Linked DNA regions of Homo sapiens: region 2 is linked to region 1. Evidence: read pairs that join two places in POLR2A ChIA-PET (ENCODE). Cell type or tissue: PC-3. All regions are shown on one strand. Each heading gives the region's core, and the rest is flanking DNA. Links, peaks and the distances in the headings are about the cores only.

Region 1 (8,392 bases), core at 1,613-6,612:
GCACGCCCTGGGCCAGCATGCTCTTTGACACATGATGATTACTTCCCAGCTTCCAGAGAGGCGCATGGGATCTTCCGCAATGCTAGGCAGGCTGCCCCTTTCCTTTTCTTTTTCCTTTCCTTTTTCCTTTCCTTTCCTTTCCTTCCCCTCCTCCTCCCTCCCTCTCCCCTTCCCCTCTCACTCCCCTTCCCCTTCCCCCCCTCCTTCCTCCCCTCCCCGTCCCCTCTCTTTTTCCAGACAGGGCCTTATTCTGTTGCCCAGGCTGGAGTGCAGTGGCGCCATCATAACTCACCGCAGCCTTGACCTCCTGGGCCCAAATGATTCTCCCACTGCAGCCTCCTGAGCCTGGGATCATAGGCGTGCACCATCACACCTGACAATTTTTTTTTTCTTTTTTTAATAGAGACGGGGTCTTCCTATGTTGTCCAGGCTGGTCTCCAACTCCTGGGAAACATAGGAAGACCCCATCTCTATTAAAAAAAAAAAAAAAAAAAAGAAAGAAGAGGCCGGGCGCAGTGGCTCACGCCTGTAATCCCAGCACTTTGGGAGGCTGAGGTGGGCAGATTACCTGGGGTCAGGAGTTTTGAGACCAGCCTGGCCAGCATGGTGAAACCCCGTCTCTACTAAAAATACAAAAAAAATTAGTCAGGAGTGGTGGTATGCACCTGTAATCCCAGCTACTCAGGAGGCTGAGGCAGGAAAATCACTTGAACCCGGGAGGCAGGGTTGCAGTGAGCTGAGATTGCGCCACTGCACTCCAGCCTGGGTGACAGAGTGCGACTCTGTCTCAAAACAAACAAACAAACAAAAAAAATAAAAAAAGAAAAAAGTGACCCCCCATCTCAGCCTCTGTGCCTGGCCTAAGACAGGTTGCCAAGATCACTACCAGTATGCGCTGTCCTTTCTCAAGGTGTCTTCAAGGAGAAGTAAGTACACTGTGGACAGCCCCCTGGCAGTAACACATCTCCTGCAAGCCTCTTTGTGTAGGAGGATTTGTTCTCCTGGCCCCTCCTTCCAATACCAACATCTTGAACTACAATTGTAAACCAGAGTCCGGACCCAGGGTTGAGGTCCTCAAATACTCCTATGGAAGAGACCACGTTTTCCCAGCTGCATGGAGGCATTTCACAGCTAAAACCACTCTTCCAATTCAAAGAAGTAAATGAATAGACAACAGCTGTGAATAATGTCTTCTGTGTTTTTCCCTAAACATTGGTTTTGTGGTCATGTCTTCGCTGGTGTTGAAACACTTTTTCACAACCAATGATTATGTATGTGATTAAAACCTCGGAAATGGATTGCCTCGGTCATTCACTCGTTTTCAAGGATGCCACCACCATGTTTAGAATGTGGCTGTCCCATGCTTCTCCCCACCCTTGCCCCTGGCCTTTGTGCTTCTGTGCCCTTTGTGATTTTAGCCATCATCCGTGTAATGGCTAAAATTCAGAAGAAAACGGCTAAAATTCAGAAGGAAAGTAAAATTACAAGCAGCATTTTTCTCAACAAACAGCCCACTGGTGACCTCGTGAGGGCACCAGCCATCGCCTATGCCTGTCCTTCTGGTGGCACAGAATTCACTGGAAAGGTCTCGGCCAGCCAGGCTCTGTGTCCAGCCTCTGTCTGTGTCTCTAAGGGGGGCCTGCACCTCCCGGGCTGCCTGGCAGGGCCTGTGAGGCCTCACTGTCATGAGAAAAGAATCCACAGGTCTGTAAACTTGCTATTTTTAGGCCTCAGTGGACTTGCGCCAGTTTCCTGAGTGTAGTAATTACCCAGATATTTTATTGAATAGGGCCTTGAAAACTTACAACACACACCTCAAACCTACTCAGAAATTTAAAGAGGTTTAAAATGCCATGCAGCGAATTCTCAAAGACAAATGACAAGCCCACGTCTCCATCCACCTCCCCCCACACCCTCAGGCTGCTCTTACCCTGCTTCTCTGCGCTTTCCACACCCGTCCCCGCCCGGGTGAGCTCACCCCATGCAGCTCTGCTACATGCCAGCCAGGCAGGGCTTGCTCCGTGACGGCCCTTTCCAGACTGGCTTCTCTTCTAAATGCAAGCCTCTGTGTCCAACTGTCTCCTGGGGATGTACGAGGGACATCTCCAACCTAGCATTTCCTAAAGAGGGATGCTTCCTGCTCCACCCAGTGTCCCCCATCTCAGGAAATAAGACTTTCATCCATGGCTGAGGCCACCGACCCGAACGGATGCTTTGTTCACTCTTTGCCTCCCTCCCCACTAGCTCCCCATGGCTGGCTCTACTTCAAAATCCATGCTGCATCCAAATCAACGCTGCTCCCCATTCAACCCCTTACCTCCAGAATCTCCTGCGGGACTGCCATAGCCTCCTGAGCCCCTGTCCCAGTGGGTCCACTGCCCAGTACTGTTCCACACGGCATGTAATCTTCTAGAGTATGTCAATTTGACCTTGATTGCCTGACTCACCAATCTCCAAGTCTTCACCTTCTTACCATGGGGGAAGGAGAGCCTGGCCTGCGAAGAAGGCGCACAAGTCTGTGGGTGGTTTCCTTTCCGAGGCCCACGAGGTTGCACTTCCCTCTGGTTGTTAAGTGTGATGTATAGAAGATAATGACTCAAGTGCCTGGATTAGCAATTGTGGGGACTAGCAATGCCCCCAGCCTACCCTCAAAGTCCAGGCTTGAACAATAGAACAAAACAGACACCCAGAGGGTTTGGCAGGGAATAGAGAATGATTAGAGAGATAGAAAAATTAATTAGTTCATTACAGCTGGGAGCAGGAGAGCCATTCTCTTCCATTAATGGGAAAGTTGGAGCCTGAACCAAGAGCAGAAAGCATGGAGCAGAAGCCATGGACTGATTCTTCCTTCAGTTAGAGGAAGCAACAGGAGAAGCAGAAGACTGAAAGAAAACTCCAGCTTCTTCAAGAAACACGGAGAAGGAACAGTGGACGGGTAGGATGCACAGAATAGGTACACGGCGCTGGTCCCTCTTGTAAGCATCTCATGGACATGCCTGCTTTTCATCTTCACGTAATTCCAGGCATGAGTTACAGAAATTTTCCCCATTCTGAGGCCAGTAAGTTTAATCAGTTTGCCTGAGGCCACATAGCTAGGAAATGGCAGAATGATGGCAAAGTCAGGCAAATTCGTTCCACAGTCCCTGTTCTTAACAAAAACAGAAATCTAAATTTGAGAATGGGCTGTATGCCCTGTTGAAAGACTCTTAAAAGAGAGAGAAAATCCAGCAAACTTACCCTGAGATGGATGGTCTGGGTTTCTTCCCATTTCCTAGAACTGCTTACCCGTGTGGAGCCATGCTTACTAACCCGCTGCCCTTGATGCCAGTGAGGCTTGGTGCTGGGCTGCCAATGACCTCAGTTATGGGGCACGGCAAACTTGGTGACTTTAGCTGCAGGCAGAGTCTGGGGTGGCGGTGCCTGCAGTCTGGTGTGCTGTAATGTAAACACCCAGGAAGGCTTCTGGTTGTTGCTTTAGGCCTAAGGCAGGGAGCCGGGAGAAATAGAGAAGGGAAGGGGTCTTCATTAGATGAGAAAGGAATATTGAAAAGTGAGGATTTTTCTGTTTCACTTTCATTTTATTTGACCTTTTACATTGTAAATTATATTCATTTAAAAAATAAAGAAAAAGAAACATTTCTCCAATAAATGGAATGCAGGACACATGTTAATACGGGCAGTGAATGTTAAGCTACACAGCGATTTTAAAATGAATGCACCATCTTCCTTGCTCAGGCAGTGGCTCCTGCGGTCACCATCTAAGGCAACCTGTTCCGACCTCCCTGGTGGAAACCTGGAAGCTCTCTGAACTTTCCTCTCTCCTTCTTCCACGTTGAATCAATTACTGAGCCCCCAAAGATTTTACCTCCGAAACATGTTGTGGCAAAGTCAGTGTGCTGTGTTTGCCAGACCCAGTTCCTTTTTGTTCTGGGCTCTCAGCTGGACTATATAGTCCAGCCTCCCTCAAGTTAGATGGGGCCACATGTCTGAGTTCTGGCCACCAAAATATGCATGTGAGTGATGTGCTGGCCACCCCCCAGACCTGGACCCTAAACCTCCTGCAGGATGCTCCATCCTATTTCTTCCCCTCACCCCTTTGCTGGCCCTCTGCAGAGAACTAGCTGAAAACTCCAGGGCCCAAGGGAATGGCAGAACTTCTGCCTGAAAGAGCCAGGATTCCTGAATGACTGTGTGGAGCAGAGTTCTCCTTCCCCATACCCCAGGCCCCATGCAGGCCCACAGTGGACTGGGAAGTGAATAAGAAATAAACTCTTAACATGTGATGCCACTCTGATTTGAGATCGCTTCTTATAGCAACTACAATAACTGACCCTAATTTATTTTCTCCTAAATAATCCTTTGCATACCTAATACTGTGCCCATTACTGATTTTCTATTTCTCTCAAAAGGCCATCCCCCCAACCTTTACCTCCATCTTCAATCTTGGCCTCTCATAATTCCATCTGTTAAGACAAAGTGAACTTTTCTTAAAACGCATGTTAGACCATACCCCTCTTTGGGGTACATCTTTTAATGGTACCCCCAAAAGTGCTGACCATGGCACACCCTTCCTGTGCCTGGCTTTGGCCAACAGCCTCACATTGGATTTCTGCTGCCATGCTTGGCCCCTGGCCACTGAGAGCCCTGGGGAATTTCTGTCCTCAGGGCTGTGTCTCCAGACATTTCTCATCCTGGAATGTCCTTCCTCTGTTAGGCTAATACTCTGCATCTTCTAGGATCAGTCCAGCAACACCTCTAGGTTCCCTTGCCCTGTCTCCCACTAGTACCCTGCACATGTGTGTACATCACACACATCTCCGTTTATTGAGCTGAGAGCTTCTTTGGGCCCTCACTCAGAGACGGAATTTGTCACCTGTATGTGCTTGACGCTGGGGCCCAGCAACTACCCCTAGTCGTGACAATCCAAAGCGTCTCCAGACGTGGCCACATGTGCCCTGGGAGACACAGTCAGCTCTGGTTGACAATCCTGCTCTAGAGTGGTTGGAAAGAAGAGGCATTTCTTGTGGGTTGTATTCTCTTGGTGGGGCTACTCTATTCAAGGTCAAAAACTAGATTTCGTCAGAACATTCAAGCCTCTGTAGCAGGCCAAAAAGTGTCCTCCCAAAATTCACGTTCACCCAGAATCTCAGAACAAGACCTTGTTTGGAAACAGGGTCTTTGCAGGCTCTCAGAAACAGACTCGTATGGACTGAATTCAGAAGAGATTGCAGGTGGCAGACACTGGCAGGACATGAGACCCACTTCCTGCTTCTTTACTAACAGACCCAGTTTTTTTCAACATGGTCATAAGTCAAGCACAAACAATGGCTCACGATTGGTTTAGGTCATTCATGATCATTCTGTGTCTCATCATGTGTCTTAATTTCTCAGACTCTCTCGCAGTTGGGGTGGCCTTATAACTAGCTCTAATCAACAAGATTTGAGGACAAATCTAACGTGAGGTTTCTTGGAAAAAGTTTGCTTTTCTGATACAAAGGGTCACAGACAGCAGACACTGTCCTTCTTCCCCCACCTCCTTCCTGTGGACATGAGGGATGGACCCAGAGCAGCCTTTAGGTGAAGGCCAGGGGAATGTCAGACAGGTCAGCTCGGACATCCTGGGACACTGGGCCACCATGCCAATGGCCCTTTCTTGCTGGATTTCTTATTACGGGAGCAAAATAACTTTCTTGTTTTATTTAAGCCTCTGTAGTAGGTTGCAAAGTGGTCTTCCCAAAATTCTGGGTGAATTTTGGGAGGAGACTATGCAACCTCCTAGTGTCCACCCAGAATGTCAGAACAAGACCTTATTTGGAAATAGGGTCTTTGGAGGTATAATCAGTTAAGAATCTTCAGATGAAATCATCCTGGATTTAGAGTGGGCCCCAAATCCAATGACTGATGTCCTTACAAGAAGAGAAGGCATAGAGAGATACACAGGGGAGGATGTCATGTGATAACAGAAGTAGAGGTTAGCATAATTCATCCCCCATTCTCCCCCTTCCAGTGCCCCACACCGCTTGCAATATGATGCAGCTCCTTCCATCAAGAGGTGGAGGCTTCTTTCCCACTCCTTGACTTGTCAAGGCCTTGCCACTTGCTTTGTCTCACAGAATGGTAAGGAAGTGATGGCATGCCGGTTCTGAGCCTCATGCATGTCTGCTTGCACTCCTGAAACTCTGTTCAGCCACCTGAGAACAAGCCTGAGTCAGCCTGTTGGATAACAAGAGACTGATGGTCCTTGTCAACTCTGTCAACTCCAGTGCCCCAGCTGCCAGCCAGGCTACTCTAGCCCAGCCAGCCTTCAGCTGATTGGCCAGCTGAGTGGAGCAAGATCAGCTGTGTTTGACCCAGAGCAGCAAAACCACCTAGTTGATTTGTAGACTTGTGAGCAATACCAAACACTTATTTTAAGCCACTAAGCTTGGGGTGGCTTCTTACCCAGCAGTAGCTAATACCTACACACTTTCAGTTATTTGGCACCTGTGAGCAATTGAATTTGGGAACCCTGTTTTAGGTAGAGGTTTTCAGAGTTCACTGTGTTTTAGAATTACTCAGAAAATTTACTTAAAATAGAGATTCCTGGGCTTGCTCCTAGAGAGTTTCAGTAAATTGGGTGAGCTCTAGGTATCTGCATTTTGACCAGCATTGCTAATTCTGGCATGGGTAGTCCATGGAATACACTTTGTAAACCATTTTTTTCATGGGAACAAATCACTAAAATCATGGTGTAATCTCTAATATTATTCCTCCTCCAATATCCGAAGAGAGAGAGGAGAGGGTTTCAGCCCAAAACGGGAATGGGCTGCACTTATCTGTAGAAATTGATAAAGAGAAAGATCTCCCTTGCCCAGCGTCTCAAAAACTGCATTTTACATTCAGTATTGTTTCTTGATTGCATTAAGAAATACACTGCAGCCGGGCACGGTGGCTCATGCCTGTAATCCCAGCACTTTGGGAGGCTGAGGTGGGTGGATCACTGGAGGTCAGGGGTTCAAGGCTAGCCTGGCCAACACAGTGAAACCCCATCTCTACTAAAAATACAAACATTAGCCGGATGCGGTGGCACACACCTGTAACCCCAGCTACTCAGGAGGCTGAGGCATGAGAATCACTTAAACTCTGGAGGCGGAAGTTGCAGTGAGCCAGGATTGCGTTACTGCACTCTAGCCCGGGTGACAGAGTGAGACTCTCTCTCTCTTTCTCTCTCTACACATATACATATATATACACATATGTATATATATGTATATGTGTATATATACATATATATACACTGCTTTTAATTTACATAAAAATATTTATGATCATATATAAATAACAAAACCTTGGTTTTAATTACAAAATGTTGTTTGGTGGCTGGTGGATCAAATCAACGAGGATTAGCTAGAGGCAAACTGCAAAGACAGAGTATGAGGCAATCAAGAAAAACTTAAAATACCTAAACAATGACAACCTGTGTAACAGATCCTGGAAGCTGGACAAGGGCAACTGCCCGTGTCCATTCCCGCTGGGCCAATCAATCAGCTGCCAGTCATTCTGCCAATGTTCACCAAGGACTGATGTGTCAGACAATCCTTGAGCTGATACACAGCAGGGACAAGCCATTCCTATCCTCTCTTCACGGAGCATGCATTCTAATGGGGCGGGGGACACAAATGATAAATGAGATAAAATACATATGACGTGGTATAGTGTCCCCCAAAAAGATATGATCAAGTCCCAACCCTGGGTGCCTGCGAATATGACCTTATTTGGAAACTCTTTGCAGATGTAATCAGGTTAGGAGGAAGACACTAGGGTGCCCTAATCCAATGCCACTGGTGTCTTTCTGAGAAGAGACATGGACACAGGGAAAATGCCATGCGATGATGATGACAGAGAGTGGAGCGCTGCATCCACAAATCAAGGACACAGGGAAACGTCATGCGATGACGTGTCAGAGAGTGGGGTGATGCACCAACAAGCCAAGGAATGCCACGGTTTGCCAGCAACACCAGAAGCTGAGAGGAGAGCATGGGGCACACTCCCTTACAGCCTTCAGAGGATACACGGCCTTGCTGACAACTTGATTTTGGACGTTCAGCCTCTAGGACTGTGAGAGCATGCGTTTGTTGTTTTAAGCCACCCAGTTTGTGACATTTTGTTACTCAGCTCCAGGAAACTAAGGGAGAAAAAGCAAATGGGGAAGGGAAACGGGATGCTGAGGGTTATGTTTGCAGTTTAGACTAAAGAGCCACTTGGACGTCCTCACTAAGATGGGGAGGAGGGAACGCATGTCAGGCAGATGGAACAGCAAGTGCAAAGGCCCTGAGGCAGGAGTGTGCCAGGGGTGCTTCTGGCTGGTATTGTTTGGGCTAGGGAAAGCGCTGGGAGGTGAGGGCAGGGGAAG
Region 2 (5,656 bases), core at 657-5,656, 100 kb before region 1:
TGTTGCAGGTGAGATCCGAATTCTGCCACTCGTGAGCTGAGGAGCTCTGGGCAAGCCACCTAACTTTCTGTCCCGGCTTCCTCCTCTGGCAAGTGCTGCCAAAACCAGCACCTGCTCCCCCAAGGCCCCCCACAAGGATGCAGCGTGAATACATGCAAGCAGCGTGGAGCAGTGGTCCCGTGGGGACCGTGAGTGCAAGCGTGAGCAAATCCCATGCTCCGGCCCTAGCACTCCTGATGCAGTAACATGTCAGCAACACACATGGCTGAACCAGCCATGAGGACAAAAGAACGGAACCTCACTCAACTGTCCAATCTTCACACTTACTCTGTACAAGACAGAAATTTTCATTGGTTTCTAATGCTTAAAAAATAAGTACTATGCATTTTATTCTCTGTAAGTAAAAATTCACTTAGCCTGAGCTGAGTGTTCTATGAAACAGCATCTTCATGATGACCTACAGGAATATTTTGGTTCTGAAGTTTTCACAAGGCTACTTCTGAGGAACAATCACAAAAGGCCTGAAGAAGGTTCCCACCTTCCCAAGTCACTTTCCTCACCAACGAGAACACTGTAGCTAATGACAAGGCGTGTGTGTCTAAGGGCAGGGCGTGTACTGACTTACGCAGAATCTGGTTCATACTTCAGCACGATGCTTCCCTTTGCTGGAAAAGAAACAGACACACATTTGCCAGGTTTTCCAGGTAGTGGATGCATGCGCTGAGCACATTTCTGCACCTAGTGATGTGTTAAGTATTCTGAAGAAAGAAAACAACAAATAATCTACATTCTTGGCTTCAAGGATCTAGATGGTGAAAAGAGGCCGTCTGGATACATGAACCAAGTCCAAATGACGCAGTAGGGACGATCTGGAAGAGGACCCAGGCAAAAGCCATTCAGGGACTTCAAGGGATGTCACCTGACAATCCACTCTGAGAAGCAAGGAGGCTGGGGATTAACTGCTGGTTAATTCTTCAAAATTCAAAATTAAATAAACTATAACACCAACTCCCAGAATGGCATGAAATACATAAAAATTGTCTAAAACAATACTGCAATCATCTAAGTGCAGGATTAAAAGAAAACCAGTATAAACAGGTCCTTTATCCTTTACAAGAATCTCTACTTTAAATTGTGGTTCTTGCCTGGAGACGGCAGTGGGAGACAGACTCCACAGAGCATGTTTTATATCCCAAAGGAACCACACGAGTAAGTTTTAAACGCAAGTAAGAAACGTAACTGCAAGAAGTGATTCACGTACTTTTGATCAAATTGAGCCAAAAATATTAAACAGCAAGTTATTTAAAAAAATAAACAAGAATGAAGACAACAGAAAGAAAATTAGAACAGCTTGGAGAAATGATTTTTATGCTTAGGGGAAAACGTCACTGGAGTGATCTGAAGTGGAAGTTGATGAAATATAAAAGCAGCAATATGACCAATAATCTACTCCAGCTGGCTAGCAGAAAAGTCAGAACTGCTGGCAAGACTCTTATTTTGCTCTAACACAGGTGATTAAAATCTGCATGTTAGCCAGTCTCGTGAGGCTGTGTACCTTAAAAAACAAATTTACTGGCTGGGCGCGGTGGCCCACGCCTGTAATCCCAGCACTTTGGGAGGCTGAGACAGGCAGATCACAAGGTCAGGAGATTGAGACCATCCTGGCTAACACGGTGAAACCCCGTCTCTACTAAAAATACAAAAAATTAGCTGGGCGTGGTGGCGGGTGCTTGTAGTCCCAGCTACTTGGGAGGCTGGGGCAGGAGAATGGCTGAACCTGGGAGGCGGAGCTTGCAGTGAGCCGAGATCGTGCCACTGTACTCCAGCCTGGGTGACAGAGCGAGACTCTGTCTCAAAACAAAAAAAGAAAAAAACAAATTTGCTCATGCACAGAGACCTGCTTCCACCCACCCCCGACCTGCTGACAGGCAAGTGGGTCAAGAGCTCTGGCTGGGAGGCTTGCCAGGGCTGCTCACAGGCTGACCCCTCCTCTCCCCGGACTCTCTGGCCCAGCAAGGTGAGCAAAGGCCAGCCCTGCACGCCACACAGACACACCACAGGCTGCTGGGCAGCAGCAGGGCACCACCAGAGCCTGGGGAAGTACACCAACCCCAAGATGCCTTTGACCCTTAGCATTCTGAACTGTCAATCAGGGATCTACAGAACCCTCTGGAAATTGATGTAGCCATAAATAAACTGAAAACTATGATTGATAAATATGCCCCAACGCACACCACCTGCATTTTTGCTGGCCTTATAAAGGGAATACAAGTTATGTCTCTATGCATTTCCAACTACTCACCCAGGTCCTTTGCTTGACTGTAGGTCTCACTGCTGAGTTTTCTAAAAAAGGGATTTTCCTGGGTCAACAGTATCTTAACATCTTCCATTGATACAGTAATAATTCTTGAGTTAATAAATGGATACAATGTATATATTCCCTGTGTGAATAAAGAGAATGAGAGAACAGATACCATGATGTCATTCATGAACGACAACAGCCTGCTCTCAGGGGCTATGCTCTTAGCGGCTATGGTGGTCGAGCCCTCACTATGGCCCCTCCCCTTGGACAGGTGTGGAACCCACCCCCCCCTAGGAGGGGAAACCAGCACTCTGGGAGAGCTCTATAACCTGTGAGGGTCAAGTGGCTGGTAGGTGCCAGCCAAGCCCTGAGCCACTCAGACCATCTGGCTGACCAGCAAGCCCATCTACTCCCGACTGCTTCAGTCATCTGTGGCTACTGCTGTTCAAATCCACTTCCAAAATTACCTCCTGTGCCAGCCGGAAAGCACAGTCAAACTCTTCACCGCTGTTATTTCTACACCAGACTTTGATCCCCGTGTTAATAACCTGTAAGTAAAAAAATAAGATGAAACACAGAGAGATGAAGACAGGACCATCTCCTGTAAGGATGCCGGGCCACATGGAGCAACCGTCACGGAATGGGAAAGGAGAGGAGAAGCAGAAACCCACCGAGAAACCCCGGTTAAGAACGAACTGATACTCACAACTTGTGATTACGTCGTTTGGAGGACAGTAAAGCAAATGAAAGAAGGGCCCCCAAATGGCCAAATTCTAAGGGAAGTACCTCAAAGGACAAATCCCAAGGGTCGGGGCAGCAGTACTCGCAGCCTCTACACCTTTAGTACCTTCTCTGCCCAGGAGGGCGAGCTGTGAGAACTACACCATGGCTCACCCCCCTGCGGGAATGGGGCACAGAAAAGACACAGGCCACCAGATTCAGGACTCTGGCAGGAACCATTCAGCCCTGTGTCAGTCAACAGCTCTGAAATCAAAGGGCAGGCTCAGGGACCCACAGCCAGCGCTACAGGTGGGGAGGGCAGATGTCACGGTCTGCTCCAAATGAAATCTAAGCCGCTGTGAAAAGCCACACGCATCCCGCATCACACAGCACTCAGCGTCTGTGCGGCTGGCACCTTCATCTTCTCACTGTTATTCAGCAGCACATTCCGCAACTCCTTAGAAACCATGTAGAGCTGCCTTTTCTTCCCTTCTGTAGTCCGAGTTAACAAATTCATCCTTGGGAATGAAGGATCCAAAGCATAAAATTTCCTGTACATAACAACATTGTTGTTTATCCACAATGAGTTCAAAATCTGGTAGACTGTTTCTAAACATCTTATTCTCCTCCTCCAGAATTCAATCCCCAAAACTGCAGTGTGGTTCAAGGGCACTGGGCTCTGCTCTGGACTCCAGCTTCTAAACTTCATCCACTTCCACCTGAAACCTCCACGTAACATTTATTTGGGGCACAACTCCATCAGAAACCTAAATTAACAAGTGCAGCTTCTCTCCCTCAGCCGCTACTCCAATGATAATGACCTGATAACACTACTTTTGAGACTTTTTTTTTTTTTTTGATATGGAGTCTTGCTCTGTCTTCCAAGCTGGAGTGCAGTGGCGCAGTCTCAGCTCACTGCAACCTCTGCCTCCCGGGTTGAAGCGGTTCTCCTGCCTCAGCCTGAGTAGCTGTGATTATAGGTGCACGCCACCACACCTAATTTTTTTTTGTATTTTTAGTAAAGACGGGGTTTCACCACATTGGTCAGACTGGTCTCAAACTCCTAACCTCATGATCTGCCTGCCTCAGCCTCCCCAAGTGCTGGGATGTGCCCGGCTGAGACTTATTTTTTAATAGACTTTTACAAATGTATGCAAAGGACCAGTTATTAAAAAAGACAGTAAGTGACCGCCCTGGTAAATAGATTCTAAAATTCAATGAATAAGAAACAGATGAATGTCAGACTTGTCCTAAACCCTTTTCCTCTATATTCTGTCTATGTCATCCCTAATTAGCCCTCACCCATGCTGCTCTTCATTTCTTCTACAGAAACTGAACTAGACAACCTTGGCTACTCGTCTATATACTCAATTGAGTAATTTAGGTTCAGGATCACAACTAATTTAGATTCATAATCACAGTCCAGTTTTCTTTTGTTTTTTTTGAGACGGAGTCTCGCTCTGTCGCCCAGGCTGGAGTGCAGCGGCGCGATCTCGGCTCACTGCAAGCTCCACCTCCCAGGTTCACGCCATTCTCCTGCCTCAGCCTCCAGAGTAGCTGGGACTACAGGTGCCCGCCACCACGCCCGGCTAATTTTTTTTGTATTTTTAGTAGAGACGGGGTTTCACCGTGTCAGCCAGGATGGTCTCAATCTCCTGACCTCGTGCTCCGCCCGTCTCGGCCTCCCAAAGTGCTGGGATTACAGCCGTGAGCCACCGCGCCCGGTCCAGTTTTTTTTTATCTATCATGTTCACAAAGTAAAAGTTTACTTTCTCCTTAAATTAAAAGATTGAGTAACCTCTAAAGTTTCATCCTGCTCTAATATGCAGTTAAAAAGGTTAAAAAAAAAAAAAAAGCTAGACAGAACTACATACAAAACAATGGTTACATGTGATCAGTTGTACATTTGATACTCTATAGTAAATTTCTTTAAATGAATAATTAAAAAGGCTGAATCCTTACTCAATAGGTGGAAATAATGGGTCATCTTCAGGAATAAATACAAATGGATCTTCTTTAAATCCAAATAACTTCATTTTCTTTGATGGAGGAGGACTAAAAAGGGAATCAGGATGAGACAAATCAATCTGTAATGTGTGGTAACCTTCAATACCAAAAGCACATTCTTCCTTTCTGTCAGTTCTGTGCAACATGGAACGGTTTGCGGCAGATGTTGAAACCTTCCGGCTTCCACAGAGTCCAGCCCTCACACTGCATGTGCCTGATACCACACATGTACTGCCCCCTCAAACCGACCAAGAAGTGGCTCTGGGATCCCATTTAATCCAAAAGGACTGTGAAGACACCAGCGTATTAGATCAAGACATAACCACTTTTCTTACCCACACACGCCATCTTTCTTACTGCCATTATTCTCTAAATCCTCAGTTGCATGAGCTATTTCTGTGTCACCAGTTCCTGTGAATGACGGACTTTCCAGCTTAGAGGGATCTGTGGGTTTCCCTTCTGTGAGATCTGCAGGGCTCAGCTGTGTGCTTTCTCTGGTCTCTGCAGATTTACCCTGAAGCTGTCATAAAGAACAATTTCATTGACACACAAAGAGGAGCATTCTTTGTGCTGCTACGAAAAGTTAAAAATACCACGTTCACAAAATCCATCAGTTATATTTTTCTA

What was found. ChIA-PET counts read pairs that join two places held together with the same protein. Peaks named below come from ENCODE experiments on the same cell type or tissue, not always from the same donor. Only the 100,000 strongest peaks of a DNase experiment are listed, where the experiment ranks them.
Region 2: POLR2A ChIA-PET joins it to region 1 with 14 read pairs; 4 of 35 experiments call an interaction of 5 or more read pairs at or near these places.

What each region holds. Positions count from the first base shown.
Region 1 is chr5:6,702,791-6,711,182 of GRCh38, forward strand. It overlaps LINC02102 (long intergenic non-protein coding RNA 2102), which reads right to left and starts at 4,921. Exons shown (of 3, transcript NR_103771.1): 1 at 2,318-4,921. In PC-3, for the core only: no CTCF peak of the experiment used is centred there; a DNase peak (open chromatin) is centred at 1,811; H3K4me3 peaks cover 828 bases; H3K27ac peaks cover 1,148 bases.
Region 2 is chr5:6,601,836-6,607,491 of GRCh38, forward strand. NSUN2 (NOP2/Sun RNA methyltransferase 2) reads right to left here. Exons shown (of 19, transcript NM_017755.6): 13 at 5,365-5,549; 14 at 4,985-5,077; 15 at 3,438-3,573; 16 at 2,770-2,850; 17 at 2,303-2,441; 18 at 626-665. Among named protein-coding and RNA genes, the nearest start is that of LINC01018, 23 kb to the left of the region's middle. In PC-3, for the core only: no CTCF peak of the experiment used is centred there; no DNase peak of the experiment used is centred there.